Regions from separate parts of the Mus musculus genome. Here all the other regions are linked to region 1. Evidence: chromatin loops called from intact Hi-C (ENCODE). Cell type or tissue: left cerebral cortex. All regions are shown on one strand.

What was found. A loop is a pair of places that touch in the nucleus more often than their neighbours do. Peaks named below come from ENCODE experiments on the same cell type or tissue, not always from the same donor. Only the 100,000 strongest peaks of a DNase experiment are listed, where the experiment ranks them.
Region 2: a loop joins it to region 1, with 3 times the contacts of the local background. A loop is called at or near these places in 12 of 42 quality-filtered maps.
Region 3: it touches region 1 in a loop (9-fold over the local background); 2 of 42 quality-filtered maps call a loop at or near these places.

The regions. Positions count from the first base shown.
Region 1 is chr6:8,172,713-8,180,712 of GRCm38, reverse strand. Col28a1 (collagen, type XXVIII, alpha 1) reads left to right here. Exons shown (of 35, transcript NM_001037865.1): 2 at 4,321-4,481; 3 at 4,991-5,547. The coding sequence starts at 4,358. Among named protein-coding and RNA genes, the nearest start is that of Col28a1, 16 kb to the left of the region's middle. In left cerebral cortex, a CTCF peak has its summit at 4,021 (motif pointing right); DNase peaks (open chromatin) are centred at 1,962, 4,092, 4,390 and 6,472; H3K4me3 peaks cover 384 bases.
Region 2 is chr6:7,849,911-7,857,910 of GRCm38, reverse strand. All of the region lies in intron 1 of C1galt1 (core 1 synthase, glycoprotein-N-acetylgalactosamine 3-beta-galactosyltransferase, 1), which reads right to left. Among named protein-coding and RNA genes, the nearest start is that of C1galt1, 8.7 kb to the right of the region's middle. In left cerebral cortex, no CTCF peak of the experiment used is centred here; DNase peaks (open chromatin) are centred at 236 and 4,254.
Region 3 is chr6:8,121,778-8,129,777 of GRCm38, reverse strand. Col28a1 (collagen, type XXVIII, alpha 1) reads left to right here. Exons shown (of 35, transcript NM_001037865.1): 12 at 971-1,039; 13 at 2,426-2,494. Among named protein-coding and RNA genes, the nearest start is that of Col28a1, 67 kb to the left of the region's middle. In left cerebral cortex, no CTCF peak of the experiment used is centred here; DNase peaks (open chromatin) are centred at 1,410, 2,538 and 3,001; H3K27ac peaks cover 810 bases.

The sequences.
Region 1 (8,000 bases):
AGACTTGAATGACTAATAGCTACATGCTCATTATTCAACTTCAGAAATTATTAATCTGCTCATTTTCTTAAAAAGATTTTGAATCTGAGTCTGCTGTCATTTATATGACTCCAGAGTGTTTGCTATTCTAAAGGGTGTCTCAGAGAACAAACCCTAGCAAAGAGAAAGACAGGAATCAAACCAAGGATATAGTGTAAGAAACACAGGCAGATGGTCGATCGACACTTACAATGTAAAAAATTTGCTCACTTTCTCTTTTCTTTATTTCTTTTTTTCTTTTTCGGAACAGTAGCCTGGAGAACACAGACTTAGTCTAAAGGGACGCTGTTCCTTTAAGTTGCTTACTGATCCCACCCAGATCTTGCACCTTGGCCAAATGCCTGACCACTCTAGTAAACAAGAATAAGAGATTGAAAAAAAAATCAAAAGCAAAGACAATTATTTCCCAGAGTACCAAACAATATCAAATAGCTAACTCTACTTAGCAATAGTCCTTGCTGTGGACATCTGCTACACTGTTCTCTTTCCTGTCTGACAGACTTCCTAAGGTAAGACAGAGCTGCTTGGTTTTAATCCTTAAACTCCATCTAGGAACTGTGCAAGGATAAACGGCTGATGATCTTGTCATGTGAAGAAAACTTATTGAAAACTTTGCCCTCTGCTGTGACTCAAAACCAATTGTTAGACAAACATGAATACTGGCTAAGTATGTAAACTTAAGACTAAATATTAAAGATACTTAATTTTTCCTTTTGCAAATTTTATTCTAAATTTACAATCTACTAAACTGTAGCACAATAATGTTAATATCTTTGGCGGGAACTTTTTAAAAATTTGAAATGGATTTCTACAATTCAGAATTCATTTTAGGATATTTTAGCATTTGACTAATTTAGAAATTTGAATAAAAATTATCCAATCATTTTGTCTTCATGTAGAAACCAGGAAAATGCAAATACTGAGGTAAAATTATTAAAATCTACTAAAATTTGTTTTATTTCTGAAAAATTATACAATATAGTCTCTTGAATGTATTGACCCTGTTAATTGACTTGAAATAAGTTTTAGGTAAAATTTCAAAATACAGCATTTGTCAAAAGAGCTGCATTTTAAATAAAATTTAGCCATAGCCATATTGACATTGAGGTTTTAATTTCTGTCATTTAACTAACTGTACTCTCTATCTCTTTTAATCATTTGTACATCTTTCTAAAAGATAAGAACTATTAAGAACTCAGGCAATAGGATGCTCTGAAAGTGGTTAGAAGTGGGTGACCTCTCACAGTGTCTAACAGAGTCAGGGAGGTCGGGGAGATAAGAGAATGGAAAAGCTAGAGAAAGAAAAATAAAGCCAAGAGGATTCCCTGCGGACCCCACAGGAAAGCAAAAAAGTTTGTGTCAGGTGCCTAACCAACAGCCTCAGAAGAAACCATAACACAGAGATATTATGGTTATTGTCATGCTTGAGTGGTGTCAGTGGCTATTAGACACATGAGGATTAAGTTCTATGGTCCGGAATGCCTGAGATGTTTCTCCTGGTATGGGTGCAAGAAAGAAAACCCCTGTATAACATTAATGATTTGTTTTTCCCTCTGAAAATGCAGTAGCAGCTGTGTGTGTCTACACAACTTTATCTTTTCACTAAGCTTCAGAATCAAAGAAGCAGCTCTTTCATGTTCACCTTGGCTAAAACAGGGGTGCCATTTCTATGTTCTATTTCCTTAGCCCAGTTCTAGTGGGGTTTAGTTTGTGTTTTTGCTTTGACTACCCACTGCCTTCAGATCTTAGTATAGCTGGTCGAGAGCTTGGTTGACATTTAGACAATTGCTCTCAGCACATGCGCCAACACAGGTGCTTCACACAGAAGTGAAGTTCTGTTAATAAGCTTCCTGCTGCCTGCTATTTGAGGAAGAAACAGTGGCCTGAAGCCAGCAGTAGCGTTATCTCCAGCCAAACAGTTTTGCTTCTTTGTGGGATTTAATCCATCTGCCTGTCTGAAAGAAGTCCGTCTCCCAGCTCACCCATCACTGCCGTTGCATGTATTATTCCCACCCTGGATTGAAGAGTCTGGAAAAATCATGGTCGTGAATTTCCAGTTCACATTTTCTGAAGGCAAGGTGCCAAAAGGAGGAAAATGTGATTCCTTTTCCAGACCTTGTGGAGTTAATGCAGCCGAAGGAGGCAAGCACTCGGAAACCACGCCGATTGTCAATTCTAAATAAACCTTTTGTTCCTGTTCCCTTGGGTATCCTGAGCTAGCAACATATCAGTCTCCTTTTGTCAGGAAATTCTGTGGATTTAAACATCACTGTGTGTGCAGCTGGGCATATTGAACTGATACAGATGACTGAGAATTTTAATAGAGAATTAGAGTTTTCATTGTTTACATAGAAAAAAATAGTTGGGTTAAAGGGGTAGGCCTCTGACTTCAGATCTTTCCCCATTTTGCTTGGAAGTCTCTTTTAAGCAAACCTAGTGGGTTTTGTAGTCAAATTAATTTTTATTCATTAGATATGCAGTTCCACTGTGGAACCTGATGAAGATAAACTTTCCAAAGCAAGAGAAAAGAGAAAAGAGAAAAGAGAAGAGAGAAAAGAGAAGAGAAAAGAGAAAGGAGAAAAGAGAAAAGAGAAAAGAGAAAAGAGAAAAGAGGAGAGAGAAAAGAGAAAAGAGAAAAGAGAAGAGAAAAGAGAAAGGAGAAAAGAGAAAAGAGAAAAGAAAAGAGAAAGGAGCTATGGAAAGCTGAGGAAGAATTTTATTCTAACTTGACTTGATTCACTGACGCTGTGTGCACATCACAGCAAGACTGAAAACGTAGTGGTTCTGTGTGACCCAAAGAGTTGGCTTTGCTAAGCATCAGTTATAGTAAAAATGAATATAACAAACATGCAGTCACCTGAATTCACTCTGAGCGATCTGGAAATGATAAAGCAGATACTGGGATGGAAGCATAGTCCCAGAACAGTGTGGGACTGAGAAACTGATCAATGGCATTCCCTATTCCAAGCTCTCTGTAATATAGGAAGAAAGTAGTGCTGCTTAAATACAATGACTTCGATAGAAGTGAATGCTTACCAAGAAATGTCTGGTCATGGTACCATGACTTGCTTAGCTTAGAAACTTTAAAAATCTCAGTGTGAGTGTTTTACTTGAAATGTGAATGTGTGTGTGTGAGTGTATGTGTGTTTGTTTGTGTTTGAGTGAGTCAGTGTGTGTGTGTGTGTGTGTGTGTGTGTAAAGTTCAGAGGATAGCTTTCTGAAATTAGCTCTCTCCTTACTCTGTGTGTTTGAGTGAGTCATGGTGTGTATATGTGTATGTGTGTATGTGTGTGTGTGTGTGTGTGTGTGTGTATGTGTGTTTGTGTTTGAGTGAGTCAGTGTGTGTGTATATATATGTGTGTGTGTGTATATATGTGTGTGTGTATATATGTGTGTGTGTATATGTGTGTGTGTGTATGTGTATATGTGTGTGTGTGTGTATGTGTGTGTGTATGTGTGTGTGTGTGTGTGTGTGTGTGTGTGTATGTGTGTGTGTGTGTGTGTGTGTGTGTGTGTGTGTGTGTGTGTGTAAAGATCAGAGGATAGTTTTCTGAAGTTCTCTTCTTATACTACGTGGGTCCTAGAGAATCAAAGTCAGGTCATCATGATTGGTGTCAAGTTCCTTAACTTACCATGTTGTTGGCCCAAATCACAGCCTTTGACTCTACAGGCTTGAGACTATTTATTTATGTTTAATTAGTTAATTAATTAATTTATTCTCTCTCTCTCTCTCTCTCTCTCTCTCTCTCTCTCTCTCTCGCCTGACAGGTAACTTGTGTATATTTTATGACTTCCAGCTGGTGTTTTTATGGGAGTCTAGAGTGTACAAATGAGTCTCGGTTTTTTGTGCCTTCTTTTGGGTTCTTTTTTCATCACATTACAATTCCTTAGAAACCTGTTTGTTTTCTTGTTCTTTTCTTTCTTTTTTTAAAGACTTATTTATTTAGACTGTCACTCTCTTTAGACCTACCAGAAGAGGGCATTGGATCCCACTACAGATGGTTGTGAAATGCCATGTGGTTGATGAGAATTAACTCAGGACCTCTGGAAGAGCAGTCAGTGCCCTTAAGCTCTGAGTCATCTCTTCAGCCCACCTTCTTGTTTTCTAATGAGAGACAGGAAGGGGATGGATCTGGGTGGGAAGGGAGATGGGGAAGGACTGGGAGGAATAGAGGGAGGAGAAACCGTAATCAAGAAATGAGGAAAATTATTTTCAATAAAAGAGAAAAGGTAAATATTACCTTTTATGGAAGTATTTATAACTGAATTTTCCATTTCAAGGTGTTACCAGGCAGATGAATTTTTACCATCTACCATAATGAGGAGAAGAGACGTTGCCTTCTGTCTTCTGCTTTTGCCAGCTTTTATGACTCAAGCAGTGTATGGACAAAGAAAGAAAGGACCAAAGCCAAACACACTTGCAAGGAAAAATGACTTCCAGGGTAAAAAAAAAGAAAGCATTTTTTTTTAAAGTTTTAGTTTTAGCCTGTGAAATCACTAACATAAGATTTTAAAATAGTGTTTGGTTTAAATAGCAAATCATGTGTAGTATACATGTAATATTCTGCTTGATAAACTTATACCACTGTAGTAATAAGCCCTAAGTATCTAGATTTTAGAGATTTAGAACACTTTGTTTCATTTTAACTTCAATTGTAAATCAGAACACTTAAATGACATATTTAAGGCCAGAGACAAGTCAGCTATTAAGAAACCGATCTAGAATTCATTTTCAACTTTGAAAAGTTTCTTTTCCTGTTCTATTCCTATGATGAATGCAGACACATTTTCTCATTTGGTTTCAAGGTACTAATATGATGTAACCCAACTGTTAGACAGACATTTTTTTGATTTACCTTTTGACGCCTTTTCCTAGTATTTAATTTTAAAAATATGCTGCACTTTCTTTTTTTAATGCTTTAAGTGGTATAACCTTTGTGTTCTCTTTCAGATGCCATTTGCTTCATAGATGTTGTCTTTATCTTGGACAGCTCAGAAAGCTCCAAAATTGTACTCTTTGATAATCAGAAAGATTTTGTGGACAGCTTGAGTGAGAAGATTTTCCAGTTGACTCCTGGCCGTTCATTAAAATATGACATCAAGCTGGCAGCCCTTCAGTTTAGCAGCTCGGTCCAGATTGATCCACCCTTGTCTTCTTGGAAGGATCTCCGGACATTTAAGCAGCGGGTCAAGTCTCTGAATTTAATTGGGCAAGGTACCTTTTCTTATTATGCCATCTCCAATGCCACAAGGCTACTTAAAAGAGAAGGGCGTAAAGATGGCGTGAAGGTGGCTTTGCTGATGACTGATGGCATCGATCATCCCAAGAGCCCAGATGTCCAAAGTATTTCTGAAGATGCTAGAATTTTGGGAATATCATTTATCACCGTTGGACTTTCCACTGTGGTCAATGAAGCCAAACTTCGTTTGATATCTGGGGATCCTTCCAATGAACCCGTTCTACTATTGAGTGACCCAACACTTGTAGACAGAATTCAGGAACGCCTGGTAGGTACCTAGAGGGATATATATATATATATATCCTTGCTGTATAGTCATATTGCAGTTATTTAACAGTAGATACAAAACATTGACAACGTAGGATTCTCATTGGATACAGAACATGAAACTTTCTGGATTTTCTTTCCACTACCTTGACAATCTACTGGGAATATCAGAAGTTTGTTCCCTGAAGCTACATCCCTAACTTTGTCATACCCTGACGATTTGGGAATGATTGCTTTTGAAGCATACACCATAGTCTACTGTTTACTTATCCTAAAATCCCATACATTGTTGACTTACACTCCTCGGTTATCAGTCTGTGGTCGGCCTTATTTGTTTTAACTTCGTCCTTCCTTATCTCCCATTTGCATGATTATCTTTGACCATTTTACCTATTTCCATGTCATAATACTTTAAAATTCAGACTTGCAATTTAAATGTGTTTCTGTCTTTATTTCTTATACATTACAAGCCTGTCTATATTACTTTTACTATTGCTTGACAAAGCAATCTAAGAAAGGAAGAAACTATTTTGGTTAACTAATTGAGGGTAATCCTTAATAGGATTGAGCCAATTTAGACTGGAGTCAGAAATCATTGCCTAGCCCATTGTTCCCAGGTGAGTCTCATTGAGAGCAGACATTTCACATGAAATTTAAGGTGCTAGCCCTGCAGTCTCTAGCCCTGCCTGTGCCCTTGGCTCCAGGCATCACTCCTCTCAGCTGTCCATCATGGTAGCTTGTCATTGCTTCCCCCTCTTCATCTCTAGTGTGAGAAGGGCTGACTCCAGAAGGCACAGAGCAGACAGCTCCTTGTTTGGCCAGATGTTCAGGCGCAGGATGTTGCTACTTCCTCTAGATACATCCTTGCTGAGATTCCTGCCCAGCTGAGGAGAGGAGCTTTTGGCAGTGGATTCGGGCTAGGACTGTTTCTAGGGAAACAGAAGATGACCAATGAGATTCCACTTCCTTAGCACCCTGTGACTTCAGCTTGTTTGCTCAGATGTCACTTCTGGGAATAACCCTTCCTTGACAGGGAGATACTGCTTTCCAGATGCATTCCAGGTCCAGAGTACTAGTCAGCTTTTGAAAGAAAAGCACACCAACATTCATTGTCCCTCTCTATAAAGCAGGACCGGAATTTTTTTTTTTTAAACCAGATCCTTGAGAAAATTCCTCATTTAATTACATTCTTAGCTGACATTTTAACTTTTTTATATTTAAATTCTTATGTGGTTAGGCTTTTAAAAAAATGTAGGCATGATTTCAGAATAGAAATGCGTTAAAGCACACAATTCCATGGGTTTTGACAGGTACACACAGTCATGTAACCACCAACATGATTATAATGTAGACATTTCCATCACTTAGAAATGCCTACTCAAACTTCCTTGTGATCCCTCTCCCCCTCTCCCCAGCCCTAGAGCTCCTGACCTGACTTTCACCACTCAGGATGAGTAAACACTTCACACCATTCTACAGAAATAAACCCATATTGTATGTACCCATCAGTGTTTGGCTCCTTATACTGAAAGTACTAATTTTGAAATGAATTTAGGTTCTTTTGCGGAGGTCAGCAGCCTACTCATTTTTATTGCAATGCTCAGTTTAGTTGGCTTTACTGGACACAATTGTCCAGAATAAATAGATGTTTTTTCAGGAACCAAGCTGAATAAAGACAAATCCCTTAGCATCTTTCATAGGAAGTATCATGTAAGAGCCTCTAAGAGGAAACCTTTCAGCTCTAAAATACCAAACAGGATGCAGTGATTCCTATTGAAGGGAATGTGCAGAGTATCTTATTGTTAAGTTTATTGTAATTTACATGTGAAACAAATTCAGTCTAATGTTCTAGATGCATCACTTAGTCCTTAAGAAGAATAAGACAGTATAAAAGTTAATATTTAAAAATCTGGAGCTGGGCAGTGGCGGCACACACCTTTAGTCCCAGCACTTGGAAGGCAGAGTCAGGCAGATTTCTGAGGCTAGCCTGGTCTACAGACTGAGTTCCAGGAAAGCCAAGGCTACACAGAGAAACCCTGTCTTGAAAAAACCAATAAAAATAATAAATAAATAAATGAATAAATAAATCTGGAAGTAAAGGTTGAGGCTAAATTAAACTTTCTTTTTCTGGACATTCTTGAAGATCATGGATTTAAGGCATTCTCTTTACCACATAAGGGTTAGTGGAATCATATGCTTTTTTTTTTTTTCATTAGTTGTGGTCACTTCCTATTTTTTCCAGGCTTCATTTTTTTTAAAGATGTTTACTTCTGTCCTGTTTCAGATTTTGTAGTGGCAAATTTTGCTCCTAAGTTAAATTGCAAAGGCTTTTGTTGTTATTACAGAGTTTGCTGGCTTTTGCTCCCACCCCACTAGTTATGATATTAATAACTTTGTCAATTCTTCATATTTCCTCTACTACCTTTTATAGCATTGGCCTTGTACTCATTCACA
Region 2 (8,000 bases), 320 kb after region 1:
AAAACCTGGTTGGCAGTACAAAACCTGCTTCTTAGGGAAAAAAAAAAAGCCTTCTTTTAAAGATATTACCATTCATTGCCACTGCGCCTAGCTCCCCAGGACTTGCTGGAGATATACAGCAAGCTTAGTGCTGTTGGCACAGCTAACACAGCATCCATTCTGAAGCCTGTGGATCAATGAGGAGCTCCAAATCTTATTCAAGAAATACAGCTTTTACAATGTATCGGCTTTAGTCAGTGCTCTTCCTGATGAGTCTTGCCAAGGAAACTGAAGCCACTTGGAAAAGGCCAAGGATTCAACACTCTCCATGTAAACATGCAGCCGTGTGATTTTTGGAAGGCATCCCATAAACGCTGATGTGAACACTCTGGTAACTCCAAGGAATTCAGAACCAGTGGAGGTAGCATCTGAAGGTAGGGGAGGAATCGAAAGGGAACTAGAAGTGTAGACTGTAGCTGCTTAAATTTCATGTTAGAACTGGAAATGCAGTTTGAGTATGTGACTAAGTGACTACAATTTCATCATAAAACTTTAATGACTGAGGAGTGCTTCTTACAGAAGGGCAAAGAGTTTCTAGTGACGGAAACCAATCCAGATGAAGACACAGTGAACACTACTCACATAACAACATAGGATTCAGAATATTCATCAATACAGCTGATAATGTATGGGGTTAGGGAGCCATGGGACTGGGGAGGTGGGAGTGGAGTAGGCTCAGAGCGAGATTGGAGTTAAGGTGTGTCCAATTCCCAGAAATCTATCCTAAGATCGGCAAAACTAGGATGGTTCCCCACCCTGCTTTGGGCCTGCATGTCCCAGGACACATAGCCCTGTGACCCCACCTTTGCCCACAAGAGGTCGTGTAGCTCGGTAACCCAGTAGTCTGGTAGCCTGGTTAAACTTCCTCTCCCTCTTCATCTGAGTGAAGATGCCAAGAAGTACTTTTTCTTGAGAGTTCCTTTCTATTTGCTTGTTTGAACAAGGTCTTGCATAGGGCTTGCTGGCCTCACACTGGCTTCCTCAGTAGCTGAGGATCACTCCCAATGTTCCCAAGTCCTGAGGGTACATGCAGCACCCCTACCCCGAGGGTTTCTTTTTGTTTCTCACCCATCCCCCTTTCTTTCTTTTTTTCTTTTTAATTTTCTTTAAATTATCCAATCTCTTTCTTACAAGACAGTGCTTCTATGTCAGCTTAAATCTTCTGGCAAACAACTGACATAATTCCCCAGCTCCGTGGGATTTTGTCTTTCAAACTTGTCTGAAATGTCTATGACCTATGATCACATTCAGTCTGTGTCAGCCTAGATGACATTGAAGCAACCCAAATAAACTCTCTTTCTTAGCCATTCATTTTGTACTCTAATTTATCCTAAGAGTCAACCAAAAATATTCTCTGGGAAAAACTTTTAAGGAAGGAAGCTAAGGGTCGCACGGAGGGCCATTTATTTAACTCATTTCCTCAAGGCAGCATTTGATCACTCCTCGAATCAGCCTTAGGAAGAGAGTGATAGTAACTCCTACAGCACTTTAGTGGCAATTCAGCTGCAGACACAATGAGGGCAGCTACATCCCACACTAAACAGGAGGAACTGGATGTCAGAACTGAGCACCGGGAGCTGAAGATCAGGGCAAAGCAAGACCTCAGAAGGCCTCTGAATGAAGCTACCACCAATCATCTGCTACCATGATTCTGAGGTAGTGAAAAGTTAAAAACTATTGTGGACATGTACTGTGGAATTCCCACAGGGATTGACACATTAGATCATCTTACAATTGAGGCTCATTGGTGATTAGGCCCAAAATATGTCCAGAGATTATAATTAATTTTTAGCACCACTGTAAGTTATGAAGACAGCTAAGAGTTACATGACATTTTAAGGAAAACTCTACGTAACTAATGAATCTAAGACTCACAAGTCCACAGTTCACCTTAGGAACAGGACAGTAAGCGCATCCCTCCAGGATTACAGCATCAGCTCCTGCCCCCAGGTGCCTGCCCTGACTGCCTTCAACCATGAACTGTGATATAAAAGAGTAAATGAAATAGACTCTTTCCTTCCCAAATTGCTTTTGCTCATGTTTTATCACAGCAATAGAAACCCTAAGACAGGTGTTCAACCTATGATGGAGTTATAGTCCAACAAACCCACTGTAAGTTGAAACTATTTGAGTAAGGAGAAAATTTATTTAATACTCTGATAAACACATCATAAAATATGAAAACCACATTGACTATTTAAAATCCAGATGCAGGGATGGCTCAGTGGGTAAAGTGCATGTTGCACAAGTCAGACCATGGAAGAACTCCTAAAGGAAGGGAGAACTGAGTCCCGAAAATTGTCCTCTGGACTGCCACACATGCACTGCAATTACTACAGACCCATATTCACACACCACATACCATAACAATTTTCTTAAATTTCTATATTATCATTAAACAAAATCCTGGAGCTCATGAACTCTCCACGAGGTTATGTTCTGATAGACTCATCATAAAGACAAAAAGTTAGAGACCACTTGTTCTACCACAGAAACATAATCACTCATGAACGTTCTCCTGTCGAGTAAAGTCTTCCAGAAGCACACACAAGTGCAACTGTACAAGAAAATAACAGGTATATGTATTTAAGAAGGTGTCAAACCCATCGTGGTAATTGATAATTTGACCAACTGTAAAAAGTTGGAAACACTTAAAAGAAATCATTTAAAAGTGGCTATTTGAGAAGTGAATCATATCTTTATATCCAGGAAGTAAGTAGTTATATAGAAAATAATTGTAATAGAAACCAAAAAAGCTATAGGTAACAAAGAATAACTATCACTTTGTAAATGTACAAACTCTACATAAAGGGAAATATAACCCCACTAAAGGATCAAAAATAAAAATTCAGTAAGTGGGAAAGCACAACAGTTTGCCATACGAGCAGTCAACACCAGCTTCTGGGAAAAGGCCATCCTAGTGTTAGGAATACGTTTTTCCACTCAGACATTACCCAGGTAGAATCTGGTGTTAACTCTTTAGAACTCTGAAGACCTATCAAAGGCTCCAAATGTCCTGTGCAGGACTTGGAAAGTAAGGTAAATACAGGTGATTTCAGTTAATTTCACGGCTTAGAAGTAACTACCCGCCTTCCTGTCTACTAGGTCTGCTTGGTAGGCAGCTGTTTGCAGAGCACGTATTTATAAAATAGTTATTAAAAGGTTCTGGGAACAAAGGTGGGCAGTAAGAAACCTGTCTTCTGAATGCCAACTGCTGTGCCTGATCATAGAACTAGACTCAGAGATGGGCAATCACTGGTGATATACCCTCACCTACCCAGATAAACCCCTCCCTCTCTGGCGGAAATGACTTCTAGTTGGTTTTGAAAGGCTGATATCATCTCCACCCCTTTTTATGTTTTTCTCTTCCACCTCTGTTTGGAAATTATCGACATTAAGAACTACAACACTGCATGCACAAGGACAATTACATAGCCGGTGTATGACCAAATAAAGTGCAACCTCAGAAACACCTGGGCTAGACTTGTCCTTGACACTGAGACAAACCAAAACAACAATAACAACCAACCAACCAAAAAACCTCCAACTACCCCACCCCCAAATCCAACAACAACAAACAAAAAACAAAACACCAAACACCAGGGAATGGGACAATCTGATTTCATGATCACATTATTAAATGGAAACATCTGTTTGTTTTTTGTTTAAAAAAAAACAAAACACACGACACATAAATGAGAAAATGATTCATTCAAAGCAACAAGTAAGAAAAACTTAACTATCTTTTAAGGCGGACCAGGCAGTCATTTATTAAATAAAGACTTTGAAGAAACAGAAAACCTAAAAAAGAAACAAAACAGAAAATCTAAAGCATAATAGCATTACTAAATTTAAAATTCTACTAGAAAGAATAAACCCAAATTTGAGCAGGCAGGAGAAAGAAACGCCAAGCCTGAAGACAGAACAAATGTCTGAGGGCAGAGCTGAGTCTGAGGAGTGCAACAGAGAGAGATGGATGTGAGGGCGAACTAGGTCTGGGTCACAGTGAAGGAGCCCAGCAAAGAGACTGGAGTGTCGAGGCAGGAGGGGAGGAATAGCCAAAAAGCCACCAGCACTCCCCAGATTCAATACAAGATCGCAGTCTTAGCACCCAAGAGGCAGATGAGACTCCAGGGAGGATGTATTCAAGGCTATACCAAATATGTCTCATCAAATAGTAGGCCCAGAGACAATTCTGAAACCACGAAAATGTGATTCATGGCATACAAGTGACTGTCAGAAAGATTATCATATTTCTCATCAGAAACTTTGGAGGACAGAAGGTAGTAGGCTGGTATATTCAAAGTGCTAAAAAAAAAAAGTGTCAACCATGAATCCTACATCTGACAATTTTTTTTTCCTTTAAAAGTAAAAGGGAACTTAAGATATTTTGTGTAAACACCCCCAAAGCAGTTCATTACTACAGACTCGCTCTGCAAGAAATGCAGAATATTAGAAAAGTACAGTGGACAATCAAAGTAAATAAAAATTAAATACACGGATAAACAGAACACCTTATACTAGTATAACAGTGGTTTTAGCTCTACACTTGGTTCCATACATTTAAGAGACAGGCATTAGTATAGTTTTGACACACAATGTCTAAAGATGTAATTGTGTTATCAACCAGTGAACTTGGCAAGTTCTAGAAGAAAGGCATTTTGTATGCTATTAGTTTAACCAGTATGAACTCAAGCTAGAGTGCTGTAGCTTAGTGATACCAAGTGTAACCCTCCTGATAACCAGAGAAGCCAGCTAAACAACATACTCTAAGGGAAACGAGACAGTTACCCAGGAAAAGGGGGCTGGAAAACTCCTGGTAACTACTGTAAATGAAATAGATTAAACTCTAATCAAGAAGCACAAATGGGCAGAATGAATAAACAAGATCAACTATGTTGTAACTGTGAGACTAACTTTAGACCCAAAGACAAATAGTTTGAAAGTAGAAATATAGAAAAGAGACACTGCATGCTGACAGTAACCAAGAGAAGAGCGATATAAAACAATTATGTCTCTAATAACTGATCACTAAAACATAAAGCCAAAAGTATAAATGTTTCATGTTCAAAAACTGTAAAACTTCACACTGTTAAGATAGTGTTGAACTACAGTTCTTAACAAGCTAATACACAGATTCAATAAAATTTTTAGTAAAATCCCAAAGTTTTATAAATTGATATGAAATTTTGAGAGGTCTTAAGTAGTGAAAATAGTATTAAGTTTAGCAGCCCAAATACCCAAAAAACCATAAAGCTTTTTTCATTGAAATACTTTATCAACAGTTAAGAAAAAAACAAACAGGTGACAGAATGAACAAACACAAAGCATATCTATAATTTGGATTAGTGGAGCAAACGTTATGCGAAGAAGTCCTAAAAAAAAATCAACTAAAACAAAATCAATCCATAAAATGGACATATGATTTGAATAGATACACAACAGTCAATAAGCAAGTAAAACAATATGTCTATCATTAGTTAAATGCCAGTTCATAACTCATAATGATCGCTACTACCAACAATCAAAGGTAACAGGTGTTGGCAAGAACATAAAGAAATTGGAATCTGTGCACATGCCAGTCGAAGTATAAAACAGTACTGCTGCTGTGGCCAGCAGTTCAGTACAGCAGGCCCTCAGAATTTCACACTAATACTCACTGGGCGTGGGGGGGCTCAACTGCAATCCCAGCACTTGGGAGAAGCAGGCATACATCTGCCTGCTCAGGGTCAGTCTGGTCCACACTGAGTTTCAGGTCAGCAGTTATACAGTGAGACTAGATCTTCAAAAGGGGGCCATGACCCACTATTGCCACTTTGAGGTACATACCCTAAGGACTTGAAAACAGAGTCCCAAAGAGGTTATTTCCCCCACACTGGTATTCACAGCAGTATTCAAATGGAGTAAGGGTGAGGGATACATCTTTTGACAGGTAAATGAATTAGTAAATACATAAAGGATTTATTGACAATCTTTAAAAAAATGAAGAGAATTCCAATTTGCTCCAAACAGATAAAAGTAGGACATTTTGTTAAGTGAAACAAACCAATAGGAGGAGGACAATGTACAGTTTCCCTTACGTTAATTAAAACTCAGCAACAGAAGATTCTGGCTGACAGGGGCTATGGGGAGGTAGAATGGGACTTGTTTATAGGGTAGTGCGTTTCAGCTTCACAGGATGCAGGGCTCTAGAGTCGGACAATGATGATGGGTACATCATAACAGAAATGCAACCACCACTGGACTGACTGTACAGGTAAAACTGGGTAGGATGAGCATATTAGGGGTGTTTTATCTCACACACACACACACACACACACACACACACACAAACACACATCACGTGACAGTTTTCTACACATCAATCTGTGTGTATAATGTGATCCCACCCCAAACACAGAGTTTTAAAAGCTAAATAACCGTGTAAAATGTATTCTAAAAGCTTGGAAAAATTAATGAGTACACAATTTTATTTATTTATTTATTTATTTATTTATTTATTTATTTGGATCACATCACTATGCACCCTTCCCTGATGAGTACACAATTTTATTTATTTATTTATTTATTTACTTACTTACTTATTTATTTGGATCACATCACTATGCACCCCTCCCTGACTGTCCTGGGACCTGTAATGTAGACCAACCTGGCCTGGAAAAATGAGTAAGTATCAAGTTTTTATTGGATCACGTCACTATGTATACCTGGCTGTCCTGGCCCTGAACTGTCTCATGAGTGCTGCAATTAAAGGTCTAGGCCACCATGCCTGACCAGGGAATGGGTAATTCTTGAATGGTGAGTGGCTGGCGGTTAAAACACAAGGCATATTAAAATGTTTACATGGACGCGTGGTGGCACACACATAATCTCAGCACTTGGGGCCTGAACACAAAGGGGTAGGACTTGAAGGCCTGCCTAGGGTCAGCCTGGGCTACCTGATCTCAAATACACATACGTTCTCTTTTTCATAACCAAACCAAAAAACAAAACAAACAAATCAGAGGTGAACTGAAATGATTTAACAATTTAACGTTGAGACTGACAGGCCATCGTGTGTTTTAAATCACAGTGTGTTTAAAAGCATGTCTATTAATAACAGATTAGCTGAGCAACTCTCCAGACTGCTAGAAACTACATCATTTCCAATGCCATCAGTGAGCCTGGTCTTCCACTTCTTGCATGGATGACTGATCAGCCTCAGTTTCCAATGGAGTGTCAGATAAGGGTATACAGGCATAACATTCCACAACTATCTTATCTCCGAGGTCTCCAAACACCAGGCCAGATGTTTAGCCTTCTGACACCCAGACTCTGTAGTTTTAAAACGATTAAATACTGCAACAGTAGGTTTTTGCCTCAACTCCAGCCTTTTCCAAAACCTTACAGTCCTGATGTCTTCTTCAGTGAAATCTGCTATTTCCCCAGCTGTACAGCCTTCTTCACTGCAGCAGCAAAGAAAACACCCTACTCTTGTCAACCAGCAGACAGGCAACGGGGCAGTGTGTCATCAGACCGAAATGGTTGGTGGGAAAAAAATGTATGGGACTGTGTAATACATAATCCACACAGCATTTGACATCAAGGAAGGGGTGGCTTATTCAAGGCAGTGTATGAGAATAATTAATCCTTTGGAAACCACAAAAGCAACCAGCTGGGTCCTTTGCTAATAATTAACAATTACAACTTCTAAGATTTCAATATTTTAAAAACAGGCTAGGAGAAAACATCTTTTTGCATATTTTTATGGTGAACTGAGAACTTCCTAAAACTCAGAAGCTGGGCCTACTGAAAAACAGTTTCTTCAGTGGGCGAGTCCCGGAGGCACAGCAGCTGCAAAGCAATGTTTCTTCATAACATGCTTTAAAACATATATGGCATAAAGACACAAAATGATTAACAACGTACAAAAGCAGACACAAAAGACTCAGAGGAATACACACACTGGATGCAGTCAAGGC
Region 3 (8,000 bases), 51 kb after region 1:
CATCTAGCCTCAACTGGAAAACAGGCTGTCTTTGCATAGCCCAATGCCTCACAGCCCATCTGGACTCAGGTTTTCCTGATACGAGGAATCATGAGTGATTTGGTATCATCCAGTTCTTGGATGCCTGAGTTCGTGTATTGTCCTGCTACAGAGTGGACTGTATTACTTGAAAATGCTCACTTTGAACAACAGAAACCTTGACTAAATATGACAAAGCTAAATCAATCAATTGTAATAGGGCATCATACCACATATTTAAGAGCAAAATATAGCTTCTTATTGGCTTGAATAGTAAAGGTGAGAGAGGTGTGCATTGGGTAGGGACTAAAATGGATCTGTCAAAGCATTTGAAATAGATTTGTGGAATGAGTGAAAAGGCTGTATCATGACTTTCATAGGTAAAGACACTTTCTTCCTTCCTTCCTTCCTTCCTTCCTTCCTTCCTTCCTTCCTTCCTTCCTTCCTTCCTTTCTTTCTTTCTTTCTTTCTTTCTTTCTTCCTTCCTTCCTTCCTTCCTTCCTTCCTTCCTTCCTTCCTTCCTTCCTTTCTTTCTTTCTTTCTTTCTTTCTTTCTTCCTTCCTTCCTTCCTTTCTCTCTCTCTCTCTCTCTTCCTTCCTTCTTTCCTTCCTCCCTCCCTCCCTCCCTCCCTTCCTTCCTTCCTTCCTTCCTTCCTTCCTTCCTTCCTTCCTTCCTTCCTTTTATTGTACCTTCCTACATAAAAACATTTAAAATTGCTATGACTGCACGGAGATAAAAAAAATCTAGGTGGAATCAATTATCACGTATCCATTAACATGTTTTAAAATATATTTAAATTGTATTTAGAAATTAGAGGTAATTAAGGGCAGGCAGGGACTGTATGCTAGACTTCGCTGCTGTTCTCAGGGCTCCTACAGCAGCACTGTATACCTAAGAACTGTTCAGCAAATGCTATGAAGCCGACCTAACAATACCCTCTTTTCTATTCTAGGGTGAGCCAGGTCCTCCTGGTCCTTATGGTCCTCCAGGAGCCCCTGGTATTGGACAGCAAGGTGTTAAGGTAGAGATATTGCTTCTTTGTCCTTGGATAACTATTGATTTATATGGGGCTTGGAAAGTAGGGCACAAACTCTCTTCCACCCTTTTCTGCAGTAGTTGCATATATTTTGGGTCTTTGGACACTTGCAGCATTCTGGTCTGGGACAATTAGCTTAAGAATATTCAAGATACATTTGATTGAATTGGAATAAAAACTTTGTTTCCAATATATAACCTCTCAAAATGTATAAGTGGTTCTGTTTGGTTACTTGGGCTTTAAAAACTAGCGTGCAAATACAGTATTGGGAAATGTAGCATCTTACCATGTAAACCTTCCACCTGCTCACATTATGTAAGCAGAAACTAGAGGCCCAGAATACTGAGAGTAAATGCTGGCAGGAAGAATTGTAGGGAGTTGGTAAGGAGCATCCTGGGAGCTCTGAGTCACACACAGAGCATATGAGATAGCAGAGGTACAAACTGATTTTAAATGGACTTTCAGGATGATAAGACTTTAATACAGAACTGAAAGGGAGCAGTCCTGATTCAATATGTTTAGAAGGGAATCAAGTGCCACCATGCACTGCATTTCAGTGATCAGGACGTGCAGACTTGAGGGAAGGTGGACCTTCATTGGGCAAAGTTAGTGGAGAAGATTCTTCTGGAGGAAAGCAAGTGTAAAGCAGAGTCCAGTGAAGGAGCTAGAGAAAGGACCCAAGGAGCTGAAGGGGTTTGCAGCCCCATGGGAGGAACAACAATATGAATAACCAGAACCCCCAGAGCTCCCAGGGACTAAACCACCAGTCAAAGAAAACGCATGGTGGGACTCATGGCTCTAACTGCATGTGTAGCAGAGGATGCCCTAGTCAGTCATCAATGGGGAGAGAGGCCTGTGAAGGTTCTGTGCCCCAGTATAGGGAATGTCAGGGCCAGGAAGCAGGAGTGGGTGGGTTAGGGAGCAGGGGGAGAGTGAAGGGGATAGGGGATTTTCGGAGGGGAAACTAGGAAAGGGGATAACATTTGAAATGTAAATAAAGAAAACATCTAATTAAAAAAAAAAGGAGAGGTAAAATGGCCAACGCGGGGACAGGGAAGAGGTGACATTTTAGGATAGTGGCAGGGAATAGCACATATTGTATCTTGGCCATCTCAGAAAATGCTGTCCATTTCCCATTTCTACACTATCATTTATAAGTGCCAGAGATACTGAGTTGCATTTAAACAAGAGCTGGTGAACATTTTAGGACAATTTGTTTGCTTTAATTGACATCAGTCTCCTCTGAATGATTCTTAATGTTCCTGAATATGAAAAGTTTTGTCTATTTTCCCTGTTGAAATCTCCAGCTCATTTCATATCATCCTATTATTTTTTAAAAAACTCACCCTGTAACTACTTTTCCTGTCTCAGGGTGAGAGGGGCCAGGAAGGAAGAATGGGAGCTCCCGGACCGATTGGAATTGGTGAACCCGGACAGCCAGTAAGTGGCCAAAGCTGCATGTGGAGTAAAGTGGCAGAGTGTAATTCTTACCTGCTCATTCTGGCAAAAAAGAAATGCCCAAGTGACTCTACTGTGTATGTTTTTATGTTAAAAAGTCCATTAATAGTAGAAGCATGTAAGAACAAGGTCTGTATTACTTTACATGCTTGAAATAAGGCTATATGAATATATATGTGTGTATATGCATTCACATATGTGTATGATGTTTTCCTCACTGTAACCTCTCATAAGATTAATTAGCTTGGCAAAGAAAAAGAGTTCTAGGTGTCAAAGTTCCCTAGGAGGTGACAGATCTCGATTGAGGTCCTCTGTCTATACATGGTAATTGTAGTCCTGAGAACCATGGGGGACTAGAATGTGAGGCTGAAGATCTTCTCATTATGTAATCCCCGAGAATGCACTAAAGTTAGGCTTGAGCATGGGACAAAGATAAAGCCTGCTTTATTCCCAGCTTCCACCTTATGCAGCTTTGAAGTTTGCTATTGTTGGAAAAGGAAAAAAGGATTCTGTCACGAGAAATCTGAAGAGGAAATGAATAAAACATGACTCTTCTGTTATGAAGCACTTCATAACTTCTCAAGTGAGCTTTATTTTTGTGCAAATAACTAAAGCTGGTTCACCAAGGCAGAAGCAAAAGCAGGCAGCCACAGCAGTAGCCTCCTTCCTTGGTTTCGCATTGCATTGTGCCCCATGGAATCACTAACAGAAATGTTTCTTTGCAGTACCTGTGAAGTAAACAGCTGGGTATTGTGAGGTTTTGAAATATATGACTGTGTGTGTGTGTGTGTGTGTGTTTACTGCACATGATTTCAGGGCTCTAAGGGGCCTGCAGAGGGCATGAGATTCCTTGAAGCTGGATTGGAAGGTGTTTGTGACTTGATCCTATGTGTGTCTTGGGAACTGAACTGGGGTTTTCTGCTGGAGTTGAAAGAGCTATCTCTCTAACCCCTAATTTGACTTCTTTATAGAGTCTTGACCTGAATTCCTCATTAACATTTCATCATCTTATTCTAACTAAATTATTTATTAGTGTTATTATATTTTTCAGTTAACATGTATTTTTACACACACACAATCACATATATATGATTTCTTTTTTTATTTTTTAGGAAGTGCATTTTTAGTAGCTGTTTTGAGAGAAAGTATATTAACACTAAACTCAGTCATTGGCTTACATATTATTTTGTTTTTAAATATTAAATAGTATAGCCGGGCATGGTGGCACATGACTTAATTTTTAATTTATTTTTTATTTTATTTTTTTATTACATATTTTCTTTATATATTTTTCAAATGCTATCCCGAAAGTTCCCTCTACCCTCCCCTTGCCCTGCTCCCCTACCCACCCACTCCCACTTCTTGGCCCTGACATTTCCCTCTACTGGGGCATATAAAGTTTGCAATGCCAAGGGGCCTTTCTTCCCAGTGATGGCGGACTAGGCCATCTTCTGCTGCATATGCAGCTAGAGACACGAGCTCTGGGCGTACTGTTAGTTCATATTATTGTTCCACTCCAGCTCCGTGGGTGCTTTCTCTAGCTCCTCTATTGGGGGCCCTGTGTTCCATGTTATAGAAGATTGTGGGCATCCACTTCTGTATTTGCCAGGCACTGGCATAGCCTCATATGAGACAGCTCTTGCTGGCATATGCAATAGTGTCTGCATTTGGTGGCTGATTATGGGATGGATCGATCCCCAGATGGGGTAATCTCTGGATAGTCTATCCTTTCGTCTTAGCTCCAAACTTTGTCTCTGTAACTCATTTCATGGATATTTTGTTCCTTATTCTAAGGAGGAATGAAGTATCCACCCATTGGTCTTCCCTCTTCTTGATTTTCTTGTGTTTTACAAATTATATCTTGGGTGTTCTATGTTTCTGGGCTAATATCCACTTATCAGTGAGTGCATATCTAATGACTTCTTCTGTGATTGGGTTACCTCACTAAGGATGATATCCTCCAGATACATCCATTTGTCCAAGAATTTCATAAATTCATTGTTTTTAATAGCTGAGTAGTACTCCATTGTGTAAATGTACCACATTTTCTGTATCCATTCTTCTGTTGAGGGACATCTGGGTTCTTTCCAACTTCTGGCTATTATAAATAAGGCTGCTATGAACATAGTGGAGCATGTGTCCTTATTACCAGTTAGACCTACATCTGGGTATATGCCCAGGAGAGGTATTGCTGAATCTTCCGGTAGTACTATCTATGGCCAATCTTCTGAGGAACCTCCAGACTGACTTAGAGAGTGGTTGTACAAGCTTGCAATCCCACCAGCAATGGAGGAGTGTTCCTCTTTTTCCACATCTGCTGTCACCTGAATTTTTGATCTTAACCATTCTGACTGGTGTGAGGTGGAATCTCAAGATTGTTTTGATTTGTCCCTGATGATTAAGGATGTTGAACATATTTTCAGGTGCGTCTCAGCCATTCGGTAGTCCTCAGTTGAGAATTCTTTGTTAAGCTCTGTACCCCATTTTTTAATGGGGTTATTTAAATTTCTGGAGTCCACCTTTTTGAGCTCTTTGTATATATTGGATATTAGTCCCATATCTGATTTAGGATTAGTAAAAATCCTTTCCCAATATGTTGGTAGCCTTTTTGTCTTATTGACAGTCTTTTGCCTTACAAAAGCTTTGCAATTTTATGAGGTCCCATTTGTCAATTCTTGATCTTACAGTACAAGCCATTGCTGTTCTGTTTAGGAATTTTCCCCCTGTGCCCATATCTTCGAGGCTTCTCCCCACTTTCTCCTCTATTAATTTCAGTGTCTCTGGTTTTATGTGGAGGTCTTTGATCCACTTAGACTTGAGCTTTGTACAAGAAGATAAGAATGGATCAATTTATATTCTTCTACATGATAATCACCTGTTGTGCCATTACCATTTGTTGAAAATGCTGTCTTTTTTCCACCAGATGGTTTTAGCTCCCTTGTCAAAGATCAAGTGACCATAGGTGTGTGGATTCAATTTCTGGGTCTTCAATTCTATTCCATTGATCTACCTATCTGTCACTGTACCAGTACCATGCAGTTTTTATCACAATTGCTCTGTAGTACAGCTTAATGTCAGGCATGGTAATTCCACCAGAGGTTCTTTTATCCTTGAGAATAGTTTTTGCTATCCTAGGTTTTTTGTTATTCCAGATGAATTTGCAAATTACCCTTTCTGACTTGGTGAAGAATTGAGTTGGAATTTTGATGGGGATTGCATTGAATCTGTAGATTGATTTCAGCAGGATAGCCATTTTTACCATATTTATCCTGCCAATCCATGAGCATGGGAGATCTTTCCATCTTCTGAGATCTTCAATTTCTTTCTTCAGAAACTTGAAGCTCTTATCATACAGATCTTTCACTTCCTTAGTTAGAGTCACACCAATGTATTTTATATTATTTGTGACTATTGTGAAGGGTGTTGTTTCCCTAATTTCTTTCTCAGTCCATTTATCCTTTGTGTAGAGAAAGGCCATTGATTTGTTTGAGTTAATTTTATATCCAGCTACTGTACTGAAACTGTTTATCAGATTTAGGAGTTCTCTGGTGGAACTTTTGGGGTCACTTATATGTACTATCATATCATCTCAAATAATGATATTTTGACTTCTTCCTTTCCAATTTGTATACCCTCCATCTCCTTTTGTTGTAGAATTGCTCTGGCTAGAACTTCAAGTACCATATTGAATAGGTAGGGAGAAATTAGGCAGCCTTGTCTAGTCCCTGATTTTAGTGGGATTGCTTTGAGTTTCTCTCCATTTGTTTGATGTTGGCTACTGGTTTGCTGTAGATTGCTTTTATTATGTTTAGGTATGGGACTTGAATTCCTGATCTTTCCAAGACTTTTATCATGAAGGGGTGTTGGATTTTGTCAAGTGCTTTCTCAGCATCTAACAAGATGATCATGTGGTTTTTGTCTTTGAGTTTGTTTATATAGTGGGTTATGTTGATGATTTCCATATATTAAACCATCCCTGCATCCCTGGGATAAAGCCTACTTGGTCGTGATGGATGATCGTTTTGATGTGTTCTTGGATTTGGTTTGTGAGGATTGTATTGAGTATTTTTGCATCGATATTCATAAGGGAAATTGGTCTGAAGTTTTCTTCTTTTTTTGGATCTTTGTGTGGTTTAGGTATCATTGTGGCTTCATAGAATGAATTGGGTAGAGTACCTTCTGTTTCTATTTCGTGGAATAGTTTGAGAAGAGTTGGAATTAGATCTTCTTTGAAGGTCTGATAGAACTCTGCACTAAACCCATCTGGTTCTGGGCTTTTTTTGTTTGGGAGACTATTGATGACTGCTTCTATTTCTTTAGGGGAAATAGGACTGTTTAGATAGTTAATCTGATCCCGATTTAACTTTGGTACCTGCTATCTGTCTAGGAAGTTGTCCATTTTATCCAGGTTTTTTAGTTTTGTTGAGTATAGCCTTTTGTAGTAGGATTTGATGATGTTTTGGATTTCCTCAGGTTCTGTTGTTATGTCTCTTTTTAAATTTTTGATTTTGTTAATTAGGATACTGTCCCTGTGCCTTCTATTTAGTCTGGCCAAGGGTTTATCTATCTTGTTGATTTTCTCAAAGAACCAGCTCCTGGTTTGGTTGATTCTTTGAATAGTTCTTTTTGTTTCCACTTGGTTGATTTCAGCCCTGATTTTGATTATTTCCTGCTGTCAACTCCTCTTGGGTGAATTTGCTTCCTTTAGTTCTAGAGCTTCTAGGTGTGCTGTCAGGCTGCTAGTGTGTGCTCTCTCTAGTTTCTTTTTGGAGGCACTCAGGGCTATGAGTTTTCCTCTTAAGACTGCCATTTATTGTGTCCCATAAGTTTGGGTAATGTTGTGGCTTCATTTTCATTAAACTCTAAAAAGTCTTTAATCTCTTTATTTATTTCATCCTTGACCAAGGAATCATTGAGTAGAGTGTTGTTCAGTTTCCACGTGAATGTTGGCGTTCTATTATTTATGTTGTTATTGAAGATCAGCCTTAGTGCATGATGATGTGATAGGATGCATGGGATAATTTCAAAATTTTTGTATCTGTGGATGCCTGTTTTGTGACCTATTATATAGTCAATTTTGAAAGAGGTACCATGTGAGCACATGCCTTTAATCCCAGCACTCGGGAGACAGAGGCAGGCGGATTTCTGAGTTTGAGGCCAGCCTGGTCTACAAAGTGAGTTCCAGGACAGCCGGGGCTATACAGTGAAACCCTGTCTCGAAAAACCAAAAAAAAAAAAAAAAAGTATTATACATTTACATATTACATAATCATGTGTACCAACATTATAAATATTAAATATAAATGTTACATTTTAAATAATTTTAAAATATTTAAGTTTTAAAAACAATAACTTTATTATTTGTATGTGGTCAGGCATTCACACTGACAGAGTAGTTCTCTATTTTCATCATGGGTTCTAGGGATTAAACTCAATTCATCTGAGTGGGCAGCTGTACTGGCTAGTTTTGTGTCAACTTGACACAACT